Linked DNA regions of Mus musculus: region 1 is linked to region 2. The links are chromatin loops, found by intact Hi-C in ENCODE. Cell type or tissue: left cerebral cortex. All regions are shown on one strand.

Region 1 (8,000 bases), 330 kb after region 2:
ATGGTTCACAAATGCCTTCCAATATGTTCATGTCGTGTGTGTGTGTGTATGTGTGTGTGTGTGTGTGTGTTAAGATAATAATTAGCTGGAAACAGGCAAGTCAAAAGCATCCTTATATAACAAATATCTTCCATGAATATTTTCACACACATACAAAAACAAAACAAAACAACTCTTAGTCAGCAACACAGAAGAGTAAGACCAAAGCCATGCATTGGTTGGGTTGTAAAAGCTGATTACATGGGAAATCCAAGACAAGAAAGGTTGGTTGTTATATGGTTCTCTTTAAGACAGGTTTTAAAAGAATAGGCTGTCTTAGGGTGTATTATTAACTCAGCTGTGAGATTCAGAAAAGGTTTCAGTCTCTGGAGATATAAATGATATTTTCATAGTAATGTGTCTCTACAAGGTAACACTCCCGAGTCAGATTGGAGCAACTTACTCTAGTGGTCAGCAGTGAGGGAGACTGACTCCTGTCAACCATATATGGCACATTTCAAAGCAAGCAGAAAAGTCCCAATGGGTAGAAATGACACATTTGAAGAAGTGAAAATCTTTATTACTCTGATTAGGCCATTGCACTGTAAGTGTATTGGATTATCGTGCTGATCATAAACATGTTATAAATATGTATGAACTGAAAATGTTTTGAAAAGAGTGTACATCACGAGTGTTTTAGTTCAATCAACATGCTGGAAATGCTAACGTAGGTGATTTCTCAAAGACTGGATCTGTTTATATGCCGTTAGGGTCCCCAAACACTATAAAATTATTCCTATTTTAGTAGCAGTGGATGAAGGGGCTTACTGAGACTTGTGTTAAAACTTAACCTTACCACTTATCTTCCTCCTTGAAATGTGGTGTCATTCAGTTGTATTTGGACAGTTAATTAAGTTAATGCTATGTTTCTTCTGCTATCTTTTGCTATGTCTAATTTTCAGTGAAGTTGGTATGAAATATATATAGTTTCTTCTAGAAGATCATACTCATCTCAATGGGGAAAAAGTAGGAATGAAAGGAAACAAGATCCTCTTATGTCTGAGGATTCAAATGGTGGTAATTACAAAAGACAACTAAGAGTATTGTAAGTCTTGGTGAGGTTTTTTTGCTTTTATGGTTTTGTTGTTGTTTGTTTGTTGCCTAATATTAGAAGAAAGGGTAGAGGAAGGGAAAGGAATAATTAAATCTGTAGACTATTTATTTTTAATTTAATTTACTTTTAGTTTTTTACATATTCACTTTACATCCCACTCACTGTCCCCTTCCTGATCACCCCATCCCACAATCCTTCCATCATATTCACCTCCCCTTCTCCTCTGAGCAAGTGGGAACCCCTCTGGGTATCCTCCCAACCTGGCCTTTCAATTCTTTTCGAGGTGAGGTGCTTCCTCTCCCATTGAGGGCAGGCATTTTATTTGTTTAATGTTTCATAGTTCAATAAAAATACAGGCAGAAATGAAGAATAACTAAGTGCTCCCCAGATTATGCACAGACAGGCTGCTAGGAATTTTAATACACTGTAGCCTCCATCTGACACACTTTCCCCTCTATCCTCTCTACAAATAAACACCCAAGAATTGGACAAGTTAAAGTCTTGACCATTAGAAAGATGTTGAGGTTAAAAATCATAGATATTCTCTCCAAGTCATGCTGTATACATAGCTTTCTGATTTATTTCATGGAACACATATCACAGCACTGCTTTGGAGTTCCCTGAATAAAACCTGATAGTTCAGACTGTAAAGTAAACAACAAAATCCATCCCCTCTTTATCACTGAATACTCCTGGAGATAAAAATTCTTTTTAGAAATTAGGACATCTGTTACCTTAAAGGCTATATTTTAGAAATGAGCGCGTGCGCATGTGTGTGTGTGTGTGTGTGTGTGTACATATTGTAGGGCTCAAAGGAAAAAAATGGCAAATGATATAAAGAACTTCACGTTAAGAGAGTTAATATTTTACCACTCTTGCTATCTCTCTTTATTACTTCTTTTTCTCTTGAGTGTTTCAAAGCTAATACCAGGAATTTTATCATTTTGGAACACACACCTCTAGTCAAAAAAGTTTTTTTTTTATTTCATAACTATGCCATTACTCAGCCTGATGAAAATTGAAAATATTCCTTCATGCTCTCTGATATTGAATATCCTCCATTAGCGTCCTGGTTTGGACTCTGACCCACCCGATTCATTTTAACCCAGTTAAGACACTGGTCTCTCATTAGTGGATTTACAAGGGGGACAGTGAACTATTCCTTCTTCATTTCAAAGCATCACTTATACCTTCATTTCCAATGTTCTCTCATTTTTCAAACTTGAATCCAGTTGCCATAGGGAAATGAGATCAATAAGTGAGAGTCATGCTAAGTTATTTTTCTGGTAAGAGATATTAACTCAAAATTTTAGAGTTCCTTCTGATTAGAGCCACATTCCTCCTCCGCCCTTGGGGAACTAGAGAAAAAGAGTGAGCCCAGTTGCCCGGTATAAAGCAGAGCTCCCTCCTGGGAAGCAAGGAGTTTTCTGTTCATGAGACTGGCATGGTTGTGTATATTTTCAAATATCTATAGTAGCATCAGCTGTAGTGGGCCACCAGTTTCTGCATTTAGTGGACTCTTATTTAGTGCTCATTGTGTGCCAAGTATATTAATAACAAGAGCACAGGGCATAAGGCAAAATGTATGATAGGGAAATTGCAATAAAGTACAGTAGGTCTCAATAGCAAATTACCTCTCTATCGGGATGATATTGGTCAAAGGGGCATTTAGCTTGGACTTTAAATGACTTGTAAACTTTGAATAATAGGAGAGGAAAGTGGTCCGTGGTAGAAGAGGGTGTAAGCAAAGGCAGGTGAGAAGGGAGGTCAAAGCACTGCAGGTGAGTGGTGACAGCCAGGAGAACATGGCACTCTCTTTAGGCCAAACACCACATAATGTCGTGACTAGCCATGCTGTGCAGCTAGGTGTAGCTATATAATAACCCAGTAAACAGAGATTCCGGTAACTCCTATCAGTTGCTGCTGCTGGGAACTATTAGTCATCCAACATACTTTGGATGTCAAGACAATGATTGTTAATGAGTGACCAAGCAAGAAAGCTGATGACTGTTCAAGACATCCAGTGCAAAGAGATGTAATAATTAATCCATTATTTTACCTCCATGTGGTTGGGAATTTCTCAACTACCTCAGAAAGGTTCGGAAGGTCAAATTCTATTCAGTAAAGGTTTTTGTGTGAGACTAGGTCTTCCTCTTTGAACGGCTTATTCATTATTCTCATGTAATGTTTTGCTTGTTTTCTTAATTTTTCAAATTTTAAGCTATGTTGATAACATATTAAAATTTGTATTGATTCTGAAACAAGGCTTGTAACAGATGCCATTTAATGACTATAGATCAGATTAAAATAGTTGACAGCGTTATTGCTTAGAGTTTGTTGTTCTGCATTTAGCATTGACCTACAGAAAAAGAGTTGTTCAGCATCCAAAACTAGAGCATGTCTTACAGTTTTGGGCAAAAGTGTCTTCTGTCATTCTCAACATGACCTAGAAATGCAGTTTCAGCTGACAGCGCTCCATGTGTTGATTTAGTGCTGGGCAATGTATCAGGTAGATGGTAATTACATGACATAATCCTCGTAACTATTGTCTGACAGAAATAAACACAATTGTCTTCATTGTAGAGGTAAGGGAACCAGAGCTTAGGAAGGGTTAGTAATTTATGCTGGATCACATAGGAGAAGCTGCAGAGCTGGTTTTGAAGCTCGTCTCTCTGTTGTGACAGGGCACAGAGCATCTGTGCATGACGGGGGCTCACACGTTGAAACAAGAAGCTGGTGGAAAGAGAATAATCTGATGGGTCTCTTCCCCTGTCTGCCTCTCCCAGACCCCACCCTTTTCCTCATTTCTGGCTCTTTAATTCTTCAAGCCTCTGTCTCTTTGTTCTCTTGACTGAATTTTCTGGTTGATTACTATTAACTGACTTTACTGGCTTATCTTTAGGGTGTTAGACCTTTCTCACAGGGGAATTAGGAAGACAAATAGCAAGAAATCAATGAAGGAATATAGACTATGTCATCACATTGTAAATTCTGGGTTTGCATTGCCCTAGAAGCATAAAGAAGGCAGGGGAAGGTCTGAAGTCTAGGAGACAATACTGCGCTAGAGTTGTGTCCTCAAAGAAGAAAACCCATCCATGCAGGTGAGGTGTAGGAAGGGCTCTTTAGGTGGGTGTGTTTATATTTAGACACCGAAAAGTACTGCAGACTGCTGGCCAGTGGAGAGCTTTCTGATAGTTCTGGGAGATAGAGTTGGAGAGAAAGGCAGGGGCCAGAGCTGAAGCACAGTGTGCTAAGTTAAAATCCTATTGTCAGCTAGAGGAATTCATTACAAGGCTGTAAGCTAGAGAAATGTCTAGTTTTCTGTTGTGGAGATCACATTCCATGCAATTGTTTTTCACATGACCAACTTCTATGACTGGAAAAAGAAACTCTGAGGTTGTACCAAGATCTTCCTTAGTGAAAGAATTTGGTGTTCTTATCCTAACTCGTGGTCTCAGAAGTTCTGCTTAGCTGGGAAAGAGGCAGCTTTTGTGCACTGATCCTCAAGAAAAGGTGTTTTATACACACACACACACACACACACACACACACACACACACACACACACACAACACACACACACACACACACACACACACACACACACACACACAGGCCCTACTTCCTTTCAGAGTTTCTCTTTCCATGTCCTCATGTCCTCCAAGGTTCAGAGCAACTATATTACCAATAATAACATTCTAGGAAGCTTTGTTCTGCAGTTACTTCTGAAGGCTGGGGGAAATTCAGTGAATTTTTCTGCAGAGAACAAACCCACAGAGAAAACTGAGTAGGAGAAGCAGTAGGTGGCACCAGAAGTTTCAAAGATCAGACAATAAAAGAACTGTAGGCTTCTTAATGTGGATAAGCTTTGCATACTCATCATTCAAAAAGTGTTGTTAAATTGCATCCTTCAGCATATTTTGACCTGTATGTGTGCATGTATATGTTTGTGTGTATAACTGTGTGTGTATGTATGTGTACATGGTTGTGGAGACCATAGGCCATCCTCCAATGCCATTCCTCATGAGAGGCACTGTGTTCCTGTGATAGGGCTAGGGTTCTCATTGGTATGGGTCCACTGACTGGGTTGGCTTTTCTGGCTAGCCAGTTCCAGGTACCCACTTGTCTCTGCTTTCCCGTTTCTGCTGCCTTGAATAACTTTTAAATGGGTTCTGGGATTAAACTCAGGTCCCTGTACCAAGCACTTTACGGACTGAGCTTATCCTTTTTTTTTTTTAAATATTGACAGCTATGTTTTCTCACTTAACTGTTTAAGAAAGTACAAGTAGAACTTCTGCTGTGCTGCACATACTAGAAATTTTATGCTGAAACGAGAACATTACTCTTTTATCTGTATATTTAACAATCTGATAGCATCCAATATACAAGTAGGCAACTGGCCTCTGACAATTCAATCAAGCATAGTATACCATCACATACTGTAGCATACTATAACACAGTGTACTGTAACATAGGTACCCTTGCAATCTGACACCATCCAAATACAACCAGACAACTGGCCTATGGCACTCCAATAAAGCATAGTAAAATTAAATGATAGTGGATCCAGCGATCCTAAAAGCAAAATGATTGGTAGGAATGTTAAGTAGCAAACTTGCCTCACTTCAAATTTTGCCGCAATGCTGATACTAGTTAGGCAAATATTTATTGTCAAAGCCGTTCCAACTTACTTTCCCCCAACTTTTTCTGGGGCTCAGAAAAATATACCTCAGCTATTAATGGTGCCTGATGACTGAGGTCAATCCTGGGGATTCACTCGGTGAGAAAACGCATTCCTGTAATCTCTGACTTTTGCAGGCATGCAGGCACACACACATGCATACACGAAAAAAAGAATACAAATAAAACATTAAAAATATATATTAAGTGCTATATTCTTATACACAGACATTCTTTGCATAGCTATATTTTTATTTACCACAACCATTTTACTCTCTGGAAATTTTCTTCTTTACTTGTACATATGGTGTATGCATATATATGTAAATTCCTCCTCTGGTCTTTCATGCTGGGACAGCTTATATGAACAATTTTCTCAGGACCACAACATCTCAGAGAAGTCCGTTATAGGAATAATCCTAAACCAGGTGGTGGTGGAAGCAGCAAATGCCTTTAATTCCAGCTTGTGAGCTGGAGGCAGAGACAGGCAGATCTCCGTGAATTCTAGGCTAGCCTGGTCTATGGAGTGAGTTCCAGACACACGAAGAAGCCCTGTCTCCAAAAACCAAAAGAGGAATCATCATTATTATCATCACCATCACCACCACCAGCACTACCATCATCATCATCCATATGTCTGGTTCTCTTATTTTAACTAGTGGATGGAATCAAGACTTGTAATAAGGTCAAGGATGCTATTTGAATGTTTCCTATCTAAAACTCACTAACTGATACTTGATGTCCCTGGTGACAGTGTTCAGATGCCAGGTAAGGCATCTCTGATGGAGCAGGCAGTGAGTTATCCTCTGACCACCCCAGCTGATTGATCTATACATTGAATAGGACCAGTTCCAGAGTTCATTATGCCCGTGGGCCTCGCTTTTTCATTTTTACGGATGTAGTTTTACATAAAAACAAATGTCAGCGGAGAGTTGTCACTACGGCTGGTTTTTAAAGCAACAGAGACTGTAAGACAGAGTCAGGAGCCACGTTCGTATTTCAGACATAAAAATGTGCCAATCACTGGCAAGATCTTGATGCCCCCACATGTAAAAGCAGAGTGTTGGCTACAGGAACTTTACAATTCTCTATAGCTCTACTATTTAACAACAATAGTAATGTTGCCTACAACAGAGACAATGTTACAGTTCCATTAAAGGTGGTAAGATGAATCGGTTAGTTGAGGGTGGGTGCTCCAGGGAAGGGGTATGGAGAAGCCCCAGTGGTGTCAACTAAAGGAGCCACAGACTGTAGATGCATGACTGGAGTGAATGCCTCCTGCCAAGGGCTAAAAGTACGAAGATGATGGGCACAGTTGAGTAATGAGATGGCAGATAATCAATTACAGCCAGTTTATAGTGAGTCACAACATTATCCGATACTAAACTATTGTTTGTCAAGGAAATACGTGGTTAGGTTCTGGTAGCCTTAGGTCAGAATATTTTATTCAATAGAGTAATACATAACCCTGCTTTAAAAGTGATTTTAAAACACCTATTTTCCCATATTTATTGTTGACTGATTAATGCTGAATCCACAGACGGTGAAATTATCTCATTCCTGATAAGTCATATGACTTATCAAATATCTACATTGTATCCTATGGAATAGTACAGTGATTTTTATAGCCAGAAACACTAACCAATATTCCAATAGTATGATTGATGTCTATCTTAAATGATGAAATTGCCAAGAAATCATGTTGGCATGATCAAAATATCCATGGCACCCACGAATGGCCAAACATGGAGGACCACATTGTTTACAGTCTGAGGACTGCCCAGGAAGAGAGCGCTGCCCTGCTTGACTTCAGTGAGAAGCCTGCCTGTGAGACAGTTGAAAGGTGTTGCTGCTTAGAACATGGCAGTAAATGATTTTGAGAGTGCAGAATCTACCAGGAGAACCCAAGATTGAGAAACAGCATGGCATGTCAAACATATGCTTTTATATTTCAGCATCTTCATCAAATTTGGAGTCCCCTGGGGGGAAATTGGTCCCTTATTTATGATTAGGACTGCTTTTCCCCACATTATCTGCCTTGTTGGTAAATTATGAAAACTGAGTTGTTTAAAATGAAGTATGAAGTAAACTCAATCCAAGACACCAGTTCTCCCTGCACACGGAACACACAAGTTTTTCAGATTTGTGCTTGATAGTTTATGTTTGAACCAGTTCTGGAAAATGTAGTAACAAAAGTTATGTCTGTTGACATCCTGTGTTCACCTCA
Region 2 (8,000 bases):
TAAAAACTGAAAATGAAACTAAAGGAAAAACAACAACAACAACAACAACACCACACACACAAATCTAAACTTTTATTTATATTTACTTTATTTATTTATTTTTAAGACCGAGTCTCACTATATAAATAGAGACTGGCAGAAAGCCCATCTTGCCAACCCAGCCTAGTAAATGATCAATGTTACAGGTGTGCAGTCTTGCCAAGCTCCAAGGGTTTTAGTTTTATTTCTTTTAATTATTTAAATTAAATTTATTTTTAAAATTTATGTGTACTGTATTTACATATTTTAAATCTTGCATCTAGATGCAAAGATTGCTATTTTTAGTGAGTAAGAGCAGATTGTTTCGTTTCTATGAACTTACACGTGAAGATTATCCAGTTGGCCCTCTCTGGAGTTGTGTCTGTCAGTCTATCTGATGCAGCTCCCGTGAAGAAGGAGGAGGAGGAGGAGCAGGAGGAGGAGGGAGAGGAAAGAAGGGAGCAAAGGAAAGCATTATAATTTGACCAAGCTCCATGTGGGAGGTAGTGGGATAAAAGGGATAGAGAGAGAGAATTGAATAGTGAAACATTCAGAGATATCCCTAACACCAAATCCCACTATCAGAGACAAGAGTGATCGGAAAAACCTGTTGCTACAGAAAGAAAAAATAATGCCCATCCTTATATGCAGTCCCGGGAGCAGTGGGCTAATAGCACATTGTAGGTTGTGGTAGGATCATTATAAAACTCTCTACCTGGGATGTTTGCTTGAGAAAGTATTTGAGGTAGCTTCCATTTTATGGAAACCCAGTGATTAATTTTCATTTCATAGCCGTTCACACTGTTAAAGTAGTAGACCTTTGTAGGAAGGTATCTAAGAAAAAGAACCAATCTTAAAGGTCTTTGGGCATATTGTTTTGAGCTACCTTAAGTGCCCTGAGTGTGTTTGTATTCACGTTCATCTTTTGTCCTGGGCTCAAAGCCTTGTTTAGGTTTTAAAATATTTACAAAGGGATCATATTCTATACTGTCTTTTAGGATTTTATTCCCATGAAGAGAGTCCATGACCACAGTAATTCTTTTTAAAAATTTTTTATTATTTTTATTAGGTATTTTCTTCATTTACATTTCCAATGCTATCCCAAAAGTCCCCCCCACGCTCCCCCCACCCCACTCCCACTTCTTGGCCCTGGCGGTCCCCTGTACTGAGGCATATAAAGTTTGCATGACCAATGGGGCACTCTTTCCACTGATGGCCGACTAGGCCATCTTCTGATATATATGCAGCTAGAGACACGAGCTCCTGGGGGGTACTGGTTAGTTCATATTGTTGTTCCACCTATAGGGTTGCAGATCCCTTTAGCTCCTTGGGTACTTTCTCTACCTCCTCCATTGGGGGCCCTGTGTTCCATCCAATAGCTGACTGTGAGCCTCCACTTCGACCACAGTAATTCCTATAAGGAAAATATTTAATTGGGGCTGGCTTACAGTTTCAGAGGTTTAGTCCATTATCATCATGGCAGGCAGGGAGCATGGCAGATGTGATACAGGAAAAGGAGCTGAGAGTTCTACATCTTGAACAACAGGCCCAGGAGACTGCGTATTGCCCTGGGTAGCTTGGGCCTGAGAGACCTCACTTACTATAACAACTTACAAGGAAGCCACACCTACTCCAAAACAGCCACACCTTCTAATAGTACCACTTTCTGTGGGCCAGGCATTGAAACACATGAGCCTTCTAATAGTACCACTTTCTGTGGGCCAGGCATTGAAACACATGAGTCTATGGGGGGTGGAGGGGGCATTCCTATTCCAACCACAGCAATACTTGGTTACCTTTTAAATCTAGGAAGATTCTTCATCTCTTTTGCTTTTTATGATATGGACAATTTCAATACTGATACTGTGTAGAATGTTGACTAAAATGTTGACTAAATTGAGGTTAAGTATTTTTGAAGGAGAATTATGGAGAAAACTATCCTACAGGCATTTTCATTTTCATTTATTTTTGTGTAATAAACTCCAAGCTCATAAGAGTGGTTTACATGTGCCCTCTTGAAGGTCATCTAGTGTCTATTAAGATATGAAATTCCGTTATCCTCCAGTGTGGCCAGCCCTGAATAGATAGATCCTTTATGACTTGGTTTTCTGTCTCCTGTAGAATGTCTGTTCCAATTAGGGAGGAGATTCTGGGAGTCTTGCCATGTAAGCCAGGGCTAGAACGGTGCCCAGAATATAGAAGAAGCTTACTAATTTTCTATAGAATGAACACATTTTTTTTTGTGCAACTGATGAAGCAGTGAAAATCTGATGGTTCACTCCTGTATCAGGAGGCCGAGCACTCTCCATTTTTAAAGCTTGCTTTGAATGAGTCTAAGAGTCCTGACTTATTCCTGGCTCTGGAATAAGTGTTCCTGGAGTCGCATTCATTGCTGCTGGCTTTCGTTCTCCCGCAGCTTCCCATGCAGTTCCTTAAAAGAAGTTACTGAGCATAGACTCTGGTCCATGGTCTAAACATAGGAAGGTGACGTAGAGAAGCCCCACTCATACCCTTGAGGAATCTATGTTACAGTAAGGGGAACACACACCAAGGAGTCCGCAGTTGCCTGTTCCGGGGCAGGCATCTCCAAGGGACTTCTCTCAGTTCTGGGCACATCTAAGAAGTGTAACACGTGACTTAGTTCATTGTGGACTTGTGGCCTCAAAAACGTGGTCACAAATTAGACATTCTCTGATCCCAAAAGGAAAAAGGAGTTATTCAACCTGAAGTTAGTAATTTTGGATATCTATCTATCTATCTATCTATCTATCTATCTATCTATCTATCATCTATCTTTCTATCTATCTATCTATCTATCTATCTATCTATCTATCTATCTACCTACCTACCTACCTATCTCTATCAATTATTTATGCATGTGCGTGTCTACAGCACTGAATGCATACTTAGTAAATCCATCTTCAGTTTATATAACTTCACTCAAGAGCCCTAGTTTCTTAACTATTAGTCATGTTGGGTAATGTTCGGTGAAAGCATATGTAGTTTTTCACTTACAGGTAAAGACACACAACTGCTGACAAATGTCCCTGAATCTCAATCTAAGCATGTGCTTTTTTTTTTTTTTTTTTTAAATTCCTTCTAAAGTGGTGTGAATATCAAGATGCCAATCAACTCCAGCGGGCCTGACTGGGTGACTGTGATTTCCAGGCGAACGAAAGGTAAAGACAACCGAGCTTGATGTTGTTTCCCCTTTCTTTAATAAAGTCCTTGTGTCCCGAGTGTTTCCCCTGCACGTTCTGCATGTGTACGAACAGGCATGCAGTTCCCTCAGGAGGCAGGTAAGTAAGCAAGCCTGTCAGATCTCCTGGAGCTGGGCTGTCAGCCATGTGGCTGCTAGGAACCCTGTCTTGGTCCCCGCAGTCCCAGTGGACTGGACATGCCCAATGTTGCATTTTTGTTAGGGGAATTGTTGTACAAATATATATATATATTAACCCATTCATATGCCATGGCTACTTCTGAGTATAATCTGGAACTATTAAAAGCTTAATTAAAAAAAAATCAGCTAGAGCTTGTGTCCTTAATTCTGGGTTTTGCTGTGAACGCTAATGTGAAAGCTGTCTTCTCTTGCTTCCATTATACACTCTATATTTGTCTCTTCAGAAGTGAGTCCCTAGAAGAGTGCCTCTCAACCTGTGGGTCTCGACCCCTTTGGGGGCCAAATGACTTTCACAGGGGTTTTGTCCAAGGCCATTGAAAAACACAGATATTTACATTATGATTCACAAAGTAGCAAAATTACAGTTGTGAAGTAGCAATGAGATAAGGGTATGGTTTGAGCTCACCAGAACATGAGGGTCACCGCATTAGGAAGGTTGAGAACCATTGTTCTAGAGCTGGGTTATCCATTGTGGAAACTCCTAGTCTTTTGTGGCTATTAAAACAGAGATGAGCCAGGCGGTGGTGGCGCACACTTTTAATCCCAGCACTTGGGAGGCAGAGGCAGGCAGATTTCTGAGTTTGAGGCCAGCCTGGTCTACAAAGTGAGTTCCAGGACAGTCAGGACTATACAGAGAAACCCTGTCTCACAAAACAAAACAAAACAAAACAAAAAACAAACAAACAGAACAAAAAACAAAACAAAACAAAAAAAAACCAAAACCCAAAAACCCAGAAATGACTTGAAATGAAAAACAAAACCCACCAACCTCAACTTTTAGAATCTCACACACACAGCAACTTGCATCATATTTGGCAGTATATAAAAAGTTCTGTTGGCGGGTGTTGTTCTATAGATAATCATGGCATATGTAAATTGTCTTGGGAAGTGTTAAGCACTTGAGTAGAGGGTGGGCTTCCGACTCAGTAGGTCAGTGTCCAATTTTAGCATGCCCATGGCCTAGGGCTCAGTCTGTGATGAGCACTGACACACAAGCACAAACAAATCACAAGTTGATGCCGTTCTGATTTGTATTGATTTGTATTCTGCATTGATACAGAAGAGTAAGCTGCGAGCATCGGCTTACATCACTCATTCTTGGGAGGATGAGGGAGGGGAACTGCTTTGAGTTCAAGGCTAGCCTGCACTATAAGCATGACTTCCAGGCTAGCCTTGGCTACAGAGTGAGACTCTGTCTCAAAGCACCAAAACCATAGAGCGAAACTCAGAGGAGTGCGGTGCCTTTGCTGTAGTAAATTTAGAGAGCTAGGAGACACTGTGCGGGTGGGAGAGAGAGCTTTGTTGTTATTGAGAGCAACTGTCTCCCACACTGCGTAAATTGCCATCCTCTTTGCCACAGGCACTGGGTGTAGTACACTCATGCACCCAGTGGAAGGCTATTAGATAGATGTAAGCTGTGCAGAAAGAAGCCAAGAGCCAGGACGACCTCAAGGGGGCAGTGTGGTCCTTCGTTTCCTGACTGACAAACCCACTGCGGCCACACCTGTAGATTTTCTTCACTGCATCTTAAGGCTTTTTGCTTGTTTGTTTTGGTTTTGTTTTTTTTTTTTCCCCCAATGGATCTGAGTTTTAAAATGTGATAGTTATGTGCTTTAAAACACTGGCATCTAGTTCAGAATTCATGAAAAAAATTATATGATGTAGATAAAATTCATAAACCATATGCAGTCCGGCTTCCACTGTTAGATGTGAGAAGTCTTAGTCTCCTGATGAGTGTGCTTGCTGCTTGAGCCGGATGGCTTGCCAGTTGTAGGGATGTGTGTGTAGTGCGTGTGGTATTTCTCAGGAACACTGCACTTCAACGCTTACTTACTAATGAACCCATCCTTTTCTCCTTCAAAGCTGGCCTGGTGCGTTGTATTCCCAAGTGTGATTAATAGGAGGAGCTTTTTGCTCTTCAAAAAAATGGGGGGTGGGGGTGGGACGGAAAGGGAGGTTTGAGACAGGCCTTCTCTGTGTAGCCCTGGCTGTCCTAGAACTTGCTCTGTAGACCAGGCTGTCCTTGAACTCAGAGATCCACCTGTCTTTGCTGTCCGAGGGGTGGGATTAAAAGCGTTGACCACCAACACTTGGGTCCATTCTTCACAATAAGTTGTTTTGCTTGTTTTATAGATGTGTTTGCTTTATGTATATGAGTACTCTGTTTCCGTGTACACCTGCAAGCCAGAAGAGGGCATTGGATCCCATTCCAGATGGTTGTGAGCCACCAGGTGGTTACTGGAAATTGAACTTAAAGACTTCTGGAAGAGCAGCCAGTTCTCTTAACCATTGAGCTATCTTTCCAGATCTCCCCCCTCCCCCCATTCTTCAAAATTTTAATAATGGGAAATTCCTTATCCAGTGTGGACAGAACATGCACAAAGATTTTAGGATCCAGTTAGACATAGCTCGGCTTGACTCATGGCTGCATTGCTTCATATCTACCCACGTGTCCCATTTACCTTGTTCTGAAGCCAATCAGGCAGAGGTTTTATAGTTTGCCTCTAATTAACAGGTTCCAGGTCAGCCAGAAAGTGGTATGGGTTTGTGATGTACAATTTTGGGTAGAGAGAAGACAGATTAAATTAGCAGGGGAAGTTTTTTTTTTTTGTTTTTGTTTTTGTTTTTTTATGGGAGAAAGTAACTCAAAGTTATTAGGTACAGGATTCTCTGGCTTTGAGTAAGAAAGTCATACTGTAGCAGGTATATAACTAGGAAAAAAAATGCTTTGTGTATCCAAGGAGCTCAGACTGAGAGAGACCTTCCCATTGGTCCACAACTTCCAGAGGTGGCAGTTTAAGACCCTATTGAGAGTCTCTGTTTTTCTTTCTATGCAAACATTCTGTTTCTACTTAAACTTTTCCCTACTGTCTTAGTTAGAATTTCCATTGCTGTGAAGAGACACCATGACCGAGGCAAGTCTTATAAAGGAAAACCAGTTAACTGGGGCTGGCTTGCAGGTTCAGAGGTCCAGTCTGTTATCATCAAGGTGGAAGCACGGCACAGGCATGGCACAGGAGGAACTGAGAGTTCTACATCTTCATCTAAAGGAAGCCAGGAGCAGACTGGCTTCCAGGAAGCAGGAGGAGGGACTCCAAGCCCACACTTCCTCCAACAAGGCCACACCTCCTAATAGTGCCACTCCCTGGGCCAAGCATATTCAAATCACCACACCTGTTAACGTCAGCTTCTGTTGGATTTAACTGTAGCAATGGTTTCTATGATATTCCTTTCGAGATGTGTTGATTGGAATGCTGGTGTGAAGAAGGGTAATCCTTTTTCCTGTCTACAGCACTATGTACTTGCCATTATATTTGCTTGTAATGTAATTGCCTGCCTGCCTTCCTTCCTTCCTTCCTTCCTTCCTTCCTTCCTTCCTCCCTCCCTCCCTCCCTCCCTCCCTCCCTTCCTTCCTCCCTCCCTCTCTTCCTCCCTCCCTCCCTCCCTCCCTCCCTCCCTCCCTCCCTCCCTCCCTCCCTCCCTCCCTCTCTTCCTCCCTCCCTCCCTCCCTCTCTTCCTCCCTCCCTCCCTCCCTTCCTTTCTTTGAGACAGAGTTTTATTATGTAGCCCTGGCTTTCATGGAACTGGATATGTAGAACAGGCTGGACTCGGACTCACAGAAAGTGCTGAGACCAACGGTGCACATCACCGTGCTCAGCAACTTTGTTTTTGAGACTCAGTTAAACTCAGTCACAATTTCTGTGTGTGTGTGTGTATATGCATGTGCCAAAAATTGTTCCTAATTTGACAATTGAAAACCTTTTCGGTTTGGTTTCTGTAAACCCACACTGGCCTCAAATACGAAATTTGCCTGCCTCCGCCTCCCCGCTGCCGCCAGGATTTCCAGCCTGTGCCATTGTTCCTCATCCCTTTGATTTACGCTTCTCTCTCTTTCTCTCTCTCTCTCTCTCTCTCCCTCTCTCTCTCTATCCCCCTCTCTCTCTTAATTACCTTTTTTTATTAGATGTTTCTTTATTTACATTTTAGATGTTATCCCCTTTCCTGGTTTTCCCTCTGAAAACTCCCTCCCCCATCCCCCTGCTCCCCAACCCACCCACTCTTGCTTCCTGGCCCTGGCATTTCCCTATACTGGGGCATAGCACCTTCACAGGATCAAGGGCCTCTCCTCCCATTGATGTCCTACTAGGCTATCCTCTGCTACATATGCAGCTAGAGCCATGAGTCTCTCTGTGTGTTTTGATTGGTGATTTACTCCCAGGGAGCTCTGGGAGTACTGGTTAGTTCTTATTGTTGTTCCTCCTAGGGGGCTGAAAACCCCTTCAGCTCCTTGGTTCCTTTCTCTAGCTCCTCCATTGGGGACCCTGTGCTCAGTCCAATGAATAGCTGTGAGTATCCACTTCTGTATTTGTCAGGCACTGGCAGAGCCTCTCAGGAGACAGCTATGTCAGGCTCCTATCAGCAAGCTCTTGTTGGCATCTGCAGTAGTGTCTGGGTTTGGTGGTTGTATATGGGATGGATCCCTTGGTAGGGCAGTCTCTGGATGGTCCTTCCTCCTGCCTCAGCTCCGAACTTTGTCTCTGTAACTCCTTCTATGGGTATTTTGTTCATCATTCTAAGAAGG

Evidence for each region. A loop is a pair of places that touch in the nucleus more often than their neighbours do. Peaks named below come from ENCODE experiments on the same cell type or tissue, not always from the same donor. Only the 100,000 strongest peaks of a DNase experiment are listed, where the experiment ranks them.
Region 1: it touches region 2 in a loop (3-fold over the local background); 17 of 42 quality-filtered maps call a loop at or near these places.

What each region holds. Positions count from the first base shown.
Region 1 is chr16:55,527,920-55,535,919 of GRCm38, reverse strand. All of the region lies in intron 1 of Gm45968 (a long non-coding RNA gene), which reads left to right. Among named protein-coding and RNA genes, the nearest start is that of Mir5118, 37 kb to the right of the region's middle. In left cerebral cortex, no CTCF peak of the experiment used is centred here; a DNase peak (open chromatin) is centred at 4,906.
Region 2 is chr16:55,855,503-55,863,502 of GRCm38, reverse strand. Nxpe3 (neurexophilin and PC-esterase domain family, member 3) reads left to right here. Exons shown (of 6, transcript NM_001134457.1): 4 at 3,124-3,197. Among named protein-coding and RNA genes, the nearest start is that of Nxpe3, 36 kb to the left of the region's middle. In left cerebral cortex, a CTCF peak has its summit at 4,853 (motif pointing right); DNase peaks (open chromatin) are centred at 2,256 and 4,849; H3K27ac peaks cover 525 bases.